Linked DNA regions of Mus musculus: region 2 is linked to region 1. The links are chromatin contacts, found by Hi-C or POLR2A ChIA-PET in ENCODE. All regions are on one chromosome and are shown on one strand. Each heading gives the region's core, a stretch centred on a gene start or an enhancer-like site at or near the end of the contact. The rest is flanking DNA. Distances are from core to core; before and after follow the strand shown.

What was found. Hi-C counts contacts between places; a loop is a spot of excess contacts on that map. ChIA-PET counts read pairs that join two places held with the same protein, here RNA polymerase II (POLR2A).
Region 2: a map of gastrocnemius shows a loop between it and region 1 (2.3-fold over the local background). The contact joins the enhancer-like site here to the promoter of Ccdc182 in region 1. A Hi-C loop is called at or near these places in 1 of 37 maps with a recorded cell type or tissue (gastrocnemius). POLR2A ChIA-PET finds 5 or more read pairs at or near these places in 1 of 5 experiments (Patski).

The regions. Positions count from the first base shown.
Region 1 is chr11:88,290,693-88,298,301 of GRCm38, forward strand. It overlaps Ccdc182 (coiled-coil domain containing 182), which reads left to right and starts at 3,351. Exons shown (of 1, transcript NM_028859.1): 1 at 3,351-4,569. The coding sequence starts at 3,404. The coding sequence ends at 3,862.
Region 2 is chr11:88,322,594-88,330,202 of GRCm38, forward strand. No RefSeq gene overlaps it. Among named protein-coding and RNA genes, the nearest start is that of Mir378b, 26 kb to the right of the region's middle. Within about 2 kb of position 4,578, at least 1 of the 3 ENCODE cell types and tissues checked has a DNase peak (open chromatin) inside an H3K27ac peak, as active enhancers do; it is gastrocnemius, where a contact is called at or near this core.

The DNA.
Region 1 (7,609 bases), core at 2,101-4,600:
CAGAGTGAGTTCCAGGACAGCCAGAGCTATACAGAGAAACCGTCTCAAAAAAAAAAAAAAAAAAAAAAAAGAAAGAAAGGAAGGAAGGAAGGAAGGGCTGGGAATGCCATTTTAACAGGACACAAAGAGTTCTCAGTTTCTTAGGGTTTTGTAGCTTCACAAAGAAGTGACAAGGAAAGATGGGCGTGGGTGTTATCTCTAATTCCCAAGGGAATGGGGTTTATACAATTGACAGAGGTGACACTTATGAATTGCAATGTATGTATTTCTTCCAATGGTCTTAGGAGACCTCTGTGAAAGGGTCATTCAATCCCCAAAGAAGTAGCCATTCACAGGTTGAAAGCCCCTGCTCTAAGGCAGACCACCTAAGAGCCTCAACCCATTCTGACTGAACTGGACTCTCAGAGGGGCGTAAGATTGCCTGGGTCTCTGTAAAGTCCCTCATGTCTCCCTGTCTTGTTGAGTCGCAGAGAAGCTGTGACAAGTTGAAAGAGACTGGGGCAGAGGACCCTGCTCACGATAGAATTCCAGGTCGTGGATGCTTTACTAGGTCTAAATTCCTTTCTCTTGACGTCTTGAAGGGAAGACATAGGTCAGCAGTTCTAATCCCTAAGAGATATGGGAGGGCAGGTGGAATGCAAGGCCTGACGTGGGACTTCCTGGCTCAGGGGAACACCCAGAACTTACAGATCCAATGTGACTTGTGGCCCTGAAGGCTCAGGAGGCCACTAGGCCTTGGTGACAGCATCAGCTTTCAGTTTCCTGTGGCTCCTAGAAAAAGGGGACTATGACGTCATCTTCCCAGTGGTCCTGGGAAGCACACTGGAGCGTCATTCAGCAACACCAGAGGAACTGAGAAAATGCTCTCAGTGCTGGCCTTCCTACTTTTGTGTCACAGCAATGGCTGTGACTTTTGCCATCCCCTGTGTGAAACAAAGTGGCAGAAAATGAGAGACAGGAAGGGAGAGGCCGGAAGCGGGGGAGAGACAGCAGAGGAGGAGACCAGAAGAGACACACCATTTCGTTCTCTCTTCTACCAATCTGGGAAATATTTATTGATGGAGAACCCAACAGGCACAAGGCCCTAGTTAAATACCCCACAGACCCCAAGCTGCTCCCTTCTGCTCCCCATCCCCACCCACTCTTAGGTGGAATTCCCAGGCTGCGGTTTCTCTGAAGGCCAGTAGGTGTCAATGTGTCAGCAGAAAAGCTAGGGGTGCCTGGCATTTGAGAGCCACCTATGAACCGAAATTCCATTTCTTCTGAGTACCACTGTTTGTGGGGCAGCAGGCAGGACACTTGAGGGTAAACAGGTTAAGGGACTCAAAAATCTCTGTTTGCCAGAGTTTACCGTGCCTAAGCAGATGGTAGACCCAGGTAACAGTTATAAGAGACAGAAGGAAGAGAATTGGGGGGAAGGGGTATGGAAGGCCTCGTGGGCCCATCTCTCATGTCACAGTTGGGGGGGGCGGCTCAGCAAGGGAAGACAACTGATGTAGGGCCACACAGCAGTTCCCGACTCCAGCTTTCCTGGCTCCTAGAAAAGTAACCACTTTTTCCATTCAACATTCCTTCTCAGTAAATGGAGTTTCTTGCAATTCAGAATTTCACCTCCATTTAGCTACAACTGTCCCTGCAATATGCCCCCTTCTGATGACTACTTGAGGCCACTAGCTAGTCAATGTCTCAGAGAAGGCAGCAGCCCTTATCATGGGCCCTGTTGTGCTAGAGTTGACTTATCCAGGCTCAGGATGGTTCTTCACTTCTGGGAGAGAGCAAGTTGGGAGCTTGAAGCTAACCTTGCTGGGAGTGTTTACACGATGGAAATCGGCAGCAGCTGCCCATCAGAGAGATTTTCTCTCCCAGGGACCTGTGTACTACAGCTCTCAGAAATGCAGAGAAGAAAACAGGGTCTCTAGGGGGAAAGGTGATCTACCAGTGAGACCTTGCTTCTAAGTGGTGAAGCCTGGACTCCAGTGCGGGAAGGTGGGTGATAGGCTGCTCAGAGATAAGAGACCTAACAACAGCCTTCGAGGTCACTTGGAAGTGGCAGAGTCTAGTTTAACCCCCGGGAGCTTACTCTGTGCTGTTCCACAGTGACAAAATAAAATATCAGAGGCTGAGAGATCTACAAAACAACAAAAACATTTGTTTCCCTGTAATTCTGTAATCCCAGAAGCTGGCAAGTCTAAAATCAGGGAGCTGGTGTCTGGTGAGGACTCTCATGCTATGCCTTCCCATGTGGAAGAAAGGCAAAGGTGGCAAGAGAAACAGAAAAGGGGTCAAGCAGAGATGATTACGGTAATGAACCCCATTCTAGAGATGACACCATCCATCTGATATGCTCTGCCTTCAAAAGCCCCTCACTTCTCAACGCTGATAGGATGTCAGTTTCAACATGAGGTGGGAAGGAGACAGACATTTAAAACTTGGCACTAGATGCTGCTGTGGCTGCTGTCCCAGGAAGGGTCATTGGTAGGATAGGAGAGCAGGAACCAGTTTGAAGAGGTAATTTATCTAGCTCTAGATGGATTGGCTTCAAGGTCGGTTGTTGGGGGGGGCGTTTATGTTTGGAGTCCCAGTGGGAGGTCTGGGCAAGAGACTGCAATATACAAAGGCAGAGTTTTGGACTGAGCCACATGTGGCTAGGAACATTTGCCTCTGTTAGAGTAACCAGGCAAAACCACACGATTTACCCGTATCCACAGACTCCTATCTGCCACCATCCAGGAACGTTGGGAAACATTACTTACACTCATTCCCTAGCTCCAGAATCCGGCAAGCACCCGGGAAGTTTTAACTGAATGAATATGAACGGCTCACTTTTATCCCTCGGGCATTTCTGTGAACCACCCTTTAAGAGCACACACATTTATCACAGTAAGTCGATCACCTATGCATTCTGGCATCATCTGGCCATTGCGGGAATATGGATATGGGATGGGATTACTCCTCTAGCATCTTGCACCATCATTTCTAAGAATGCCTTTGTCCTATTGGTGAGCCCGAGGAAGCCCAGACACCAGGCCGTGAAATCAGCTGTGCTCCTTATGGGGTAGGAGACTGCTCGGTCTTGGCAGCCTGTGAACCTGACCTGGCTTGCCTTGACTTAGCCAGTTTTCTCCACTCCCTCAGATTTGCCCTCGGGGTTAAAGGAACGCTTGAACGCCAGTTCTGACTGGGTGACCGATTAATGAAAAGCCTCATTTCAGGAGACTTGGGAAGCGCAGTAAATCTGTAGGTTACCAACAATATGCAAAATAGTGAACTGGGGGTTTTCTTTCTGATTGGCTGAAGGGTCGTGATGTCACAATGAGATGGGTCCAACGACTTCAAGTGATAGTGTTTCTAGCTCCCAAATCTCTGACTCAGTTTCTTGGCTTCCTCTCTGCAGAAGGAGATAATGGAAGCCCTCTTTCAGGCAGGGTCCATTCTTATGAAGGTGAATACCTTACAGGGCAAGAAGATGGTGGAAAGCGGGCTCCAGTCTGGGGACCTTTCCCTGTCTCAGTCATGGCCCTCCTACCTCCCTCTGCCGGCCGACTTGGAGATCCTACAGCAGAAGGTGGCCGGGGTACAAAGGGAGTTGGAGGACTTCAAGGAGGAGGCACTGAAGGCCATCCGTTACTTGGAGGACGCCTTCTGCCAGATGAGTGGCGTCCTGGCACAGCAGGAGGAGCAGGCGGCGCGAGTGAAGCAGCGGCTGAGGGAGGAGGAGGACCGAGGCATCGTCCGCAACAAGGTCCTCACCTTCCTCCTGCCCCGGGAGAAGCAGCTTCGTGAACACTGCCAGCGGTTGGAGAACATGTTGGTCAGGAGCCACAACCCGCTGCGAGCCATCAGGAAGAGCCAGGCGGACTGAGCGGCCCGCGCCCGAGTGTGCGCCCGAGCTGGCGGGCAAGATTGTTTTTTAATGGAAGGACAAACGCTAAGTCCCCATTTATTCCCCTTGCCCCATTTTTATTGCTTTCCTGCTACCAAAATAACACCATGCAGAGAGGCAAAAAAGACCTCAATATGGTTTTCGGGTGAAGTTCCGTTTATCCAGCCTCGTCAAGGAAGGAGGCCCCAGACACTATGTCAGACCTGTAACCATCCCCTCGAACTGTTTCCCGTTTGTAATGGTACGGTTGCTTGGATGTAGGGGCATTTTTCTTGAGTATTCTTAAACTGGTTGTGTTGAACAGATTTAACCTTTCTTTTAATGACTCCAGGCTTTCGTGATTTATCACTTCACAATTGGTTTCCTGAGACCTGTCAGTGTGTGTTCTATACCGAGACAGGTTGGGGGCTTAGTGAGAGAGAGGGCTTGCCCGCATCCTGAACTGGACTCAGACGGCCGGCTTTGTGTAATTCCTGACCTCGCCGTTTCAGTCTGCTTGCATAGTTGGACTATTGGTCCTCTCTTTTCCTTACTGCTTTGGTTCAACTCTGCTTCCTCTCCATTTACCCCGAAGACAGGCTGCTCCGTGGGGTGAACCTTGTTAGGTTTCTGATGGTGGAACTCTCGGCTCGCCACTGCACTCAAGGTGACATCTATAAGTTCGCACAATAAAACAGTGAAACTGACACCTTTATTTGACTCTCTGAACAGTAGTTGCTAGGGTGTCTGGCCATGTATCAAACAATGCTCTCCCCCCCCCCCATTACTGCCTGCCCCCACAGGTATCTCCTGAGGGCAGGACAGCACTTTTCAAATAGTCAACTAACCAGCAAACCCCAAACACTCTCTTATGTGCTCTCTCTGTGTTAACAAATGGCTAGTGCTCCAAGCCCAGGCCCCGAGTGTGTAATCATTTACAGTCTTGCAGGCTCACAATCCCCTGAACCAATCAGACTGTTTTTGGACTGGCTCCTTCTGGGGTACTGGAACAATCACTTGCGTGTCTCGAGGCCATTAACAGTCACTGTGACTTGTGTTTACAATCAGCCCTGGGTTCACCGATTCATATATTATTTCTCCGGCCCCTCCCAAAGGCTGCCACACATCAAGTCTTTGGGGTCTGGTGGCCAGAGGCGACACTGAGCAGTTGGGTGTCTCTAGTCCAGGGTTTGCAACCTGGTGAGTGCCCTCTGACCTTCGGGTGCAGTCTTGTTCATTCTCCTCCTCTATTCAAATATTTGGGTCCCCTTGAGTCGGCCTCTGCCAAAGGACCTTGCGACCCTTGGCTAAGCACAATATCCAGCTATCAACCGTCTTCCTAGAAGGGCTGTATCTCTGCTCTAACTATAGGCAGCTTCTCCTCTACTTTAGCTGATGTAGCAACTGAGTTCAATCAGCAACAGTAGTATTGATAATCCCACGATAGCTGAGAGTCATCAGGCCTGGTATATGCTGCCACATACTTCACCTCAGCATCATGAGGACTTAGGCTGAGTAACTTGCCCAAGATCAAAGCTGGCTGACTGGGGATCTGAACCTAGCACTAGCTAGCTCTTTTAGAGCCTGTGCTCTTAGCTGTCCTGGAGAGTTCTGGAAAGCTTTATGGGTTTCTGATAAATGCCCCTTAGTGTAGGTGAAACGTTGCTGAAATTGCTGAGGTTAGCTCTGGAAGAAGGGAGTGTTTCTTAGAGGAGAGTCCCAGACCACTAAACCCTGGAAAGAGACAGAAGACAGACAGACAGACAGACAGACAGACAGACACACACACACACACACACACACACACACACACACACACAGAACTAGGAAGGTTATTAGAGGTCTACCCTATCTATGTAGAGGAAACAGGATCTAAAGGCATTCACTCGAAAGGAGAGGACTCTAGTCTCCCACAGTACAGCCTGTGGTGTACTTGCTGAGGAGACATGGTGTGTGTGTGTGTGTGTGTGTGTGTGTGTGTGTGTGTGTGTGTGTGTGTGTGCGGGGGGGGGGTAGGAGTGGGTTGAGAGGAGGTTAGGTGATTGGTGCCAGCAAGACCACATCTGCAGCCACCTATGTTTAGTTTTGGTCTGACATTCTGAGAGGTCTCCGTTGGAAGCACGGCTAGAGCGTGGGGGAGGCCGGATGATCCTGAGGCAGGTACAGGAAAGAAGGACCTGGGGACCTTAGCAGAGATAGTTTTAGAGAAGGCCCAATCATGGTTTTGCAGGCAGGCACTGGACAGACTCTGCCTTTGCAGGGCTCCTGGGGCCTAATGAGCACCACCTCTCCTCTTCCAGCGCAGATTAAGCACCAATTGAGGATGAACACAAAGGACAGGTTAATGGAGACAAAATGTCACCTTTATAGTTGATAACATGCTTGAGAGTGTGGCTTAGGATCTGTCAGCCACATCTAGCTGAGACCTCGTCCCTAAACCGGATGCCATCTACAGGCATAGTGTGGCCGCTGGTGGTGGTGGTGGTGTGTGTGTGTGTGTGTGTGTGTGTGTGTGTGTGTGAAAGGGCTGTGCCTATGGACATGTGGAATGACCTGTGTGCAGAGGATGAGCCTGGGTGAATGGAAGTGGTGTGTGCTGGGTGGTTACTGCTCTTTCTCCAAACACTTCAGTGGGGGTGGGGGGAGTTGTTTGCTTTCTCTGGGTAGGATTAGTAAAGAGACAGAGAGGCCAGGAGTGTTACCTGAATATGCATCTTTCCATCATGAAAGATGCAGAGGAATAAGCAAAGAGGAAAAGGGTTCAGTTGGACCGTCTAATTCTGTAGGGTAGCAGTTGTGAAAACAGATAGCATGAAGCAGACCTTCCCCTCCTCCACTCCCCATCTCTCCATCCCCCCCCCCCCCCGGGTATAAGAAACAGAATGACGGGTGGTATGCGTCTGGGCTCTAAAGGGTTGCCTCAGCTTATCTGAGATGTGGACATTTTGGAAAAATCTTCCCATTTAAAGGACTCTGGGGAACCAGTTTCAGAGTCTTCGCAATATCCTGCCCTATAGACTATCTCTGCTTCTTCCCTGGGGCCTCTGTCCTCACCAGATGGTTTATGCTAACAATGTGATTTATGCTCAGGGCCCTGAATCATGCTGTATGGGTTTGACCTCTGGGGGAGCTGCAGACTGCAGAACAAAGTTCAGCTACACCACTGCTCTGTGCCTGAGAGATAAGCCACCAATAAAAACCCTGGACACTAATACCCAGAGGATTTGACCTGGTCGGCACTACTTGACCCACGTTACCACACAGTGTTGCTGAGAAAATTAAGCATCACGCATACCAGATGTGCCAAGAGGCCAGTTGGAAGCCTAGAGGCCTTGACACTGCCCTCTGGGTCTTTGCTGGATTTAAACTGTGTTCTTTCCATGGTGCTACACGGAAACTACGAGGACGGCAGCTTGGCTCAGTTTTCTGAGTTGTTCTAGTGGATCCTGGGACCTGAGAGTGTGACGGAGGGAATCACAGTAGAGTCAGCTGCACCGCTAGTCCCCTGGCAGATGAAGAAACTGAGGCACAGAGAAGTTACGTGTCTCTGAGTCCCCAGTGACACTGTAGAGCTTGCTGCTCTCCCATGACAATGGAAGGATCTTAGAGAATCTTGTATCGCGAATGCTGTCCTGTGACTTTGGAACTTGGGAATTGGGGTGGGAACTGGGACGGGTGCAGAGGTTCACCGCTGTGCTACTGGTTCTCAGACCTGCTGCCTTAACCTCCAGCCTTCTCCACCTCATG
Region 2 (7,609 bases), core at 3,328-5,827, 33 kb after region 1:
TGTAAGGACAATGGGGCCATAGTTAACAAAACCCTTGCAATGAAAAGTCTGCAGAAGTAAGAACCTGGCATTTCTTGTGAGCTGGGCGGATACTTCTATGACACGGGGAGGTGGGGAGGGGTGGAGTGGAGGTACTGCTGGTGTCAGTAACTGAGTGGGTAAAAATGGCGTCCCTCTGAAGAGCAGGGACAGCAGCCCAGGATGAGGTGTCAGAGCCCAAGCTGAGTGAAGTGAGTATCTATGTGTCACGATCTCAGGAAGGCAGAGAAGGGGATCTTCTTTAATGAGTAGAAGGCTGTAGAACCCTAGCAGAGCGAACTGGCATGTATGTGGCAGAGGGAAGTGCCAACCTCAGATAGGAGTGTGGAGCTGTGGAGCCTAAAAGGGGGTGGGGCTTAATGTATGGGGTGGAGGGTATACCAGCTGTTACCCTTATGTGGTATCTAAAACTCCAAGGTAGGTCCCTTGTGCTCTCAAAGTGCTGAGAGATCACTTACACACATGGGCCATTCAGCGAGAGAAAATGCCACAGTTAAAGGAGCCTGGATATCAGAGAGGGGGTTAGTTACCAATGGAACACAGGAGGTGACAATGGCATTGGTGGGTTTTGAAACTGAACTAGAGGGGTCAGTGTGAACTAGTGTTTCTCAATGTATGTCTAGATGTGTAAGGGCTTAAGCATAGATATCATTGTGGGTGTGTATACATATGCACACACATACATCTAAGTGTGTGTGTGCATGTGTGTGTTCGCGTTCTTTAGCTCTGTCCATGAGGAGAGCCTCAGAAAACCAGCACCACTGAGCATCCCTAGTGCCATGGTTTAATTTCTGAGACAAAGTTTCCACTCAAAAGGAGCCAGAACTCATGGAAGAGATGGATGATTCTGGGAGAGGCACAGCAGAAGTTGAGACAAGAGCATCCTGTGGCAGAAGAAAAGGAAGCATCCAAGAATCCATGGAAACTTGTCAAAAGGACCCAAAAGGGGTCCATACTGTCTAAACTGGGGCAATTTGAATATAACAAGAAATATTGGTGACCACCAATTGTATTTATTTATCTAGACACGGTCTCATTTATCTCAGGCAGGCCTTGAATTCACTGTGTGGCCAATGAACTACCTTGAACTGCTGATCCTCCTGCCTCCACGTCTGTAGTGTTGGGGTGACAGGTATGCACCAGCGTGTACAGCAGTGTGGCTGCTAGGGACTGAAGCCAGGGTTTTGTGAATGGAAAGTAAGCACACTACCAACTTTAAACAATGATCCCCCAGTCCATAGTGATGCAAAGAAATACATTTCCCTTACAGTAAAATGCCAATGGATAAGTGTGACGGCAAGATACTTTTCAAACATCTCTTCTAGCACAGTAGTAATTCAGACAAGAAAAAACAGTCAGTGGTAAACTTAGTAGGTGTCTTAGTTAGGGTCTTATTGCTATGAGGAGACACTATGACCATGACAATTCTTATAAAGGAAACATTTAAACGGAGCTAGTCCATTATCATCATGAAGGGAAACATGGCAGCATGCAGACAGACATGGTGCTAGAGAGGTAGCTGAGGGTTCTTTGCCCAGATTGGCAGGCAGCAGGAGAAGAGAGTGGCTTGGACTTCTGAAAACCCAAAGCCCACCCTCAGTGACACACCTATTCCAACAAGGCCACACCTCTCAATAGTGCCACTCCCTGTGAGCCTATGGAGGCCATTTTCATTCAAACCACCACAATAGGGTAAAAGCTTAAGGAAGTCAGGTTGTGGTGGCACGGGCCTGTAATTCCCCAAAACCAAGATGATAGCTGTCAATTTGAGGCAAGTTTGGGTCACATGGTGAGCTACCTAGATCAACCTGAGCTACACAAGAGTTGGTCTCAAAAAAAAAAAAGAAAAAAAACCAAAAATAAGCAACCAAATATCATAAGGAAAACATGAAGAATGGGTATAGACCTAATGCCAAAGTATCTTTCCAAAATATATCTTCTAGTTTCAATGGAAAAGGGAGTAAATTTGTTAATATATAACATAAAAAAACCCAGCCTAGCCACAAAATCAAAGTTAAAATAGTTAGAAAGAAAGCTGAGTGTAGTGGGACATAAATTATGCCAGCACTTAGGAAGTTGAGGCAGGAGGATCATGAGAATGAAGCTAGCCTGGGCTACATAGCTAAAATAAGAATAAAAATATACCTCTGGCATTGAGACAAGATTATATGCCCCAGTACAGGGGAATGCCAGGGCCAGGAAGTGGGAGTGGGTAGGTTGGGGAGCAGGGTAGGGGGAGGGTATAGAGGATTTTGGGAGAGGAAACTAGGAAAGGGGATAGCATTTGAAATATAAATGAAGAAAATATCTCATTAAAAAAGTGTATACTGCCCATTAGGATGCAAGAAGGACATAGTGTCCTTCTTCGGATGGTGGAGTGGAAGGGACTCACCTGATTCAAACCAGGGACTCTGAAAAATAACTGGCCCTTAATCTTACAAAGTGTCAAGGCCACGAAAGTCAGCAAGAGGCAGAAGCACTCTGCTGAGGGAAGACCAATGAGACAGGGCGGGTAATAGTAATACATTCTGTTACTGCCCCTTTAACTAAAGGACTTGATTGGGACAACAGATGACACTTGAGAGGGCATGGTCCACTCAAATTAAGGTGGATGTTAATTTCTTGTTTGTTTTTTTAAAAATACTTATCTACATTGTATGTGTATGGGTGTTTTGCCTGCATGTATGTTTGTGTACCACATGCGTGCCTGGTGTCATTAGAGGTCAGAAGAGGTATTAGATCCCCTGGGATCACAGTTAAAGGAGATTGGGAGCTGCCATGTGGGTGCTGGGAACCAAATCTGAACTCTTTGGAAGGTCAGTTGGTGCTAAGCCATCTTTCCAGCTCTGGATGTTAATTTCTTAATTTTGATGGCTATTTCGTGCTTATGTAGAAGAATGTTGCTATGGGAAATATATTAAAATGCTATGTGTGTATGTGTATGCATGTGTGTGCATGTACTGAGTGTGCGTGTGCAGGCAGTACATATATATGAACATGTATGTATGTGTGCATAGGTGCATGTACACACTAGGTGTGTGTACATATTCTGTGGGTGTGCACACACAGGGGTGTGGCTATCTAGTACCTTACCTGTCTTCACTCTTAAATTGTTCTTTGCTACTGCTCTTACAAAATCAGATTTTACATCTAAAATTACTTAATTACTTTCATAGACTTACTTATTTTTATGTATATGAGTATTTTGCTTGCATGTATGTTCTTGACCACTTGAGAGTCTGGTGCCTGTGGAGGTTAGAAGAGGGAGTTAGATCCCTATCCTCAGAAGCAGGAGTTACAGATGGTTATGAGCTTTGGGCTCTGGGAATCAAGCCCAAGTCCTCTGAAAGAACAAGTTCTTAGTAAATTAGTTTAAAATTAAAAAAGCTGCTTATAATGGCAAAAAAAGGTGGAAACAACTTAAAAATCCATCTATATATAATAAGGAAAGGGAATATTGTATATCCAGTGAAGTGGAATATTATGTAACAATGAAGTGAAATTTGATTCATGACCCAACAAGGATAAGCCCAGAAGAGATTACACTAAGTGAAATAATCTAGGAACTAAAGATCATGCATCATGATTCCACTGGGGTGGAATGTCTCTGACAGAGCCATTTACAGACATAGAAAATAGGTTAGTAGGTTACTAAGGCAGGGGGAGGGTGAACAGGGGTGAGTCCTGGTAGTATCTTTTGGGGGGATGGACGAAAGTATCTTAAATAGACTGTGGCGCAATGTCTTCCCACCTTGTGACTCTACTGAAAGACACTGGATTGTGCTTTTTCATACAAAAATGGGCGAACCATATGGTGTTTGGGTTATATTCTAATCACGTTGTTAACCAAGGGATAAAACTGGATTTGCGGAGTTCACCACTGTTCACTCTTTCATCATCTCTAAATCTCTGTACAATCCCAACCTAGTGAGATTTATTTGGGAAGAAGCAAACCAAATTTAGTTAAATTCAACGTGTTTTCGATGAGAGCCTGCCCTCTGCCAGGCTCTGGGATGAGAGCATGGCAGGTTCAGAAACTGGAGACACCTGACATCTTTGTCTTCCAGAGGGGACAGTGCTGTGGCAAAGGTGACACAGCTTGGGGAGCTCAGCAAGGGGGATGCTCACATCTTCCCTAGGTTGCTTAGGTTTCCCCAGAGGCAGCGCTTAGACTTGAGCCACAGGCAAGAGCCTGAGGTTGCACAGGCGTGGGTGTGAAGAAGCTGCTGCTGGCAGTAGGTGTAGCCTGAGCCTCTGGACTAGGGTTTAGGAGAGAGCAAACAGTTCTCTGTAAAGTGTGCCCTGGGCACACTATGGAAGTAAAGGAGGTTCTGAGTGGGCACAATCCACCTTAAAAATAAGGACCATGGCAACAGAAGGTCACTAGAAGCTTCTAGAATAGGAAGAGAAGAAAGGAATTAGGAGGTAATTGACTATAGTGCTCCCACTGGAGGAGAGCAGGTGGCTAGTCCTGGCATTCTCTGCCCCTCTGAAGTTAAATGGCCCGAACCTGCCCCCTGCCGAGTGTCCCACACTAAAGGCTCCTCTGTCACTATAGATCACTCCACAGAATTCAGTCTCAGCCAGCTCAGTCCCCTGGAGTGTGGCTGTCACTTGATTCCCCTGGTGGCCGGCTGCCTTGAGTGCTCCTGTGGAGGGAGCAGGGTTCCAGGGACAGCTCTGTGTGAAGCTTACATACCTCGGCTCCAAATGGCTTGCCAGCCTCCTCCCTCTGCAGAATGGCAGGCTCAGGAGCTGGAAGCTGGCTCACCAAGTTGGTTCACCTTGAAGGCTCCTGGGAGGAGGGGGATGGAGAATACAAAAGGCCCCTTTGATTCTTTGAAAGAGGGCTGGGGAGGAAGGCAGAAGACCAAGGCAAGCAGTTTGTATCTTGGAGACAGCTCAGTGGAGGACTTCAGGACTTTTTTTTCCCACCTATCAAAGCCTGTGGGATCTTTAGAAAACTTCCCCAGCTCAGCTACCCTGGTGCTGCAGACCCAGGCCCTCATGGAGGTCAGGCAACCACACCACCGATCAACACCCCACTCCATGAAGGACTTCCCAGAAGCAGTGGTAGGGAAGACAAGGCACCTGGCTTTCAGCCCAAGAGCCGAAGGTTTCTGAAGCTTTGTGACTGATGCACGGGACAAAGTGGAACAGGCTTGAAATCTCTTCCAACCTCAGGGAACCAAGAGAGGGGCTCAGGGATTCTGATCAGCGCTCTGCGGCCTGAAAACCGCATAGATGTGTCGCCTCAGTGATGGTCTGAGTTCTGTCTCCAGATAGGTCCCTCAGGGGAATTAGATTTACCTTGATCAACCCTTTAGCCCCTCAGTCTTTTAGACACCTCTTCCTTCATCAGACATTTTGTCACAACGTGGCTTAGAGACCCTTTCACTATGAGCATCACCTGTACCCTTGAAGGGATACCAGAGCTGGTTTCCTGGAAGTAGCTCCTTCATTAGCAAGTTTGCTCACCCAAGACGTTGCTTTCTTTCTTCCTTTTTTAAAAAATTCATTTTATTATTTTGTGAGTATGAATGTTTTGCCTGCAAATATGCATGTCTGTGTACCATATGCATTCCTGGAACCTGAGGTCAGAAAAGGGTATCAGATCCCCTGTAACTATAGTTACAGATGGTTGGGAGTTGCCATGTAGGTGCTGGGAATTGAACCCAAGTCCTCTGCAAGAGCAACAAGTGCTCTTAACCACTGAGCCATCTCTCCTGCCCCAGAAATTGCTGCTTCCCCTTCTTCCTTTCTCTTCTTCTTCTTCTTCTTCTTCTTCTTCTTCTTCTTCTTCTTCTTCTTCTTCTTCTTCTTCTTCTTCTTCTTCTTCTTCTTCTTCTTCTTCTTCTTCTTCTTCTTCTTCTTCTTCTTCTCCTCCTCCTCCTCTTCCTCCTCCTCCTCCTCCTCCTCCTCCTCCTCTTCCTTCCTGTTTTTTTTTTTTTTTTTTTTTGGTTTTTCAAGACAGTGTTTCTCTGTGTAGCCCTGGCTGTCCTGGAACTCACTCTGTAGACCAGGCTGGCCTCGAACTCAGAAATCTGCCTGCCTCTGCCTCCTAAGTGCTGGGACTAAAGGCGTGAGCCACCACTGCCCGGCTTCTAACTCATTTTCTGCTCCTCCTCCTCCCCAGCCCCACCCAGGTCCCAGGGCTTAGTTTTGAGCCAGGTTAGGAGCCCTAAGCTAAGCTCTACGTTGGCTTGTCGCTCTTTCTTCAGCAGAGGATGTGCGTTGCTGGCCCACCTCCATCTATTGTGAGAAAGCCAAACTGAACAGGCAGACAGGAGCTGTGCAGTTCCACAGAAATCTCCCAAGGCCATTACATTGGTTTCGCTGGATGCACGGTGCTGAAAACTTTCATTATAAAAAGCAAGTTTCTATTGAACATGTTCTTGGCAGATTGGACATTTGGATAATGGAGCATATGGAATGTTGGCACGCTGCCACATGAGTCGACAGACCAATCCTATGGGAGGAGGCAGCCTGGAGTTTCTGAGCTGAGTGGAGCAGGGGCATTGCCATCCTGAGACCCCTGGACTCTGGTGCATCTCTAATCGTGGGATGCCTTGTAAGGAAAGTGAGCTTAAACACCACGCTCATATACACTAAACATATCACACGTCTAACATCACCTGGGGGCAGCCGTGTTACTGTTGACCCCCACCCCATGGAGTTATGGCTCCCAAGGTGCACTGGGGCTCAAGCAGAAAGGTGGGTGGATGGTTCCAACCTAAGGGTCTGTTGTGTGCTTCAGGAAGCATGGGGGGGGGCAGTGCAGGTTTTGGCAGGGAGGTAGGTCAGCAGATGGGGGCATCCACGTTGTCGTGTTCATGGTGGTTTGTGTTATAGATGCTGGGGTCCAGGGAGCCTTGTTGTTGGCGAGAGGCATAGGTCGTGAGGCTGGATCAGCAGACAGGTACTGAATGAGCCCACGTTTCTCAACTCTACAAGACGTAACACTTCTTTACATAAAGGCATTTAATGTTCTCTTTACTAGCCTCAAAGAAAATTCACACGTCATTGATGGACACATCATATTAGTTGATCCTTTTCCCATTGTAACTGAGTACTTGGTAAGAAGCTTGTGGGGTCTGAGGGGATGGCGTGGCTGGTAATAGTGCTTGCTGCTCTTGCAAAAGACCCAAGTTTAGTTTCCTGCACCCACAGCTCACAACCACACTCAGTTTATGCAGTGCTGGGGCTCAAACCCAGGGCGCTGTAAATGACAGCCAAGTGCTCTCCCTGCTCCTACCAACTGAATTACACCCCAGGTCCTGGGCTCACTGAGGGTACAACCCACGATTGCAGGGAAGGCTTGGTGGTCAGAGTGGTATGTGGCTGTGCTGGTGGGAGGTGGGTGAGATTGCTTGGTTGTCTAGGAACCACAGATTGGGCAGAGGGCAAGCTTAGGCTATAAAACCTCAAAGCCCGCTTCCTTCAGCGAGGCTCCGTCTCCTAAAGGTTCCACAATGTCCCAGACGGTGCCATCAGCCAGGGACCAAGAAGCTTAACATGTAACTTATGGGGACACTTCACAGTCAAGCCATAAGGCATACATTTTCAAAAA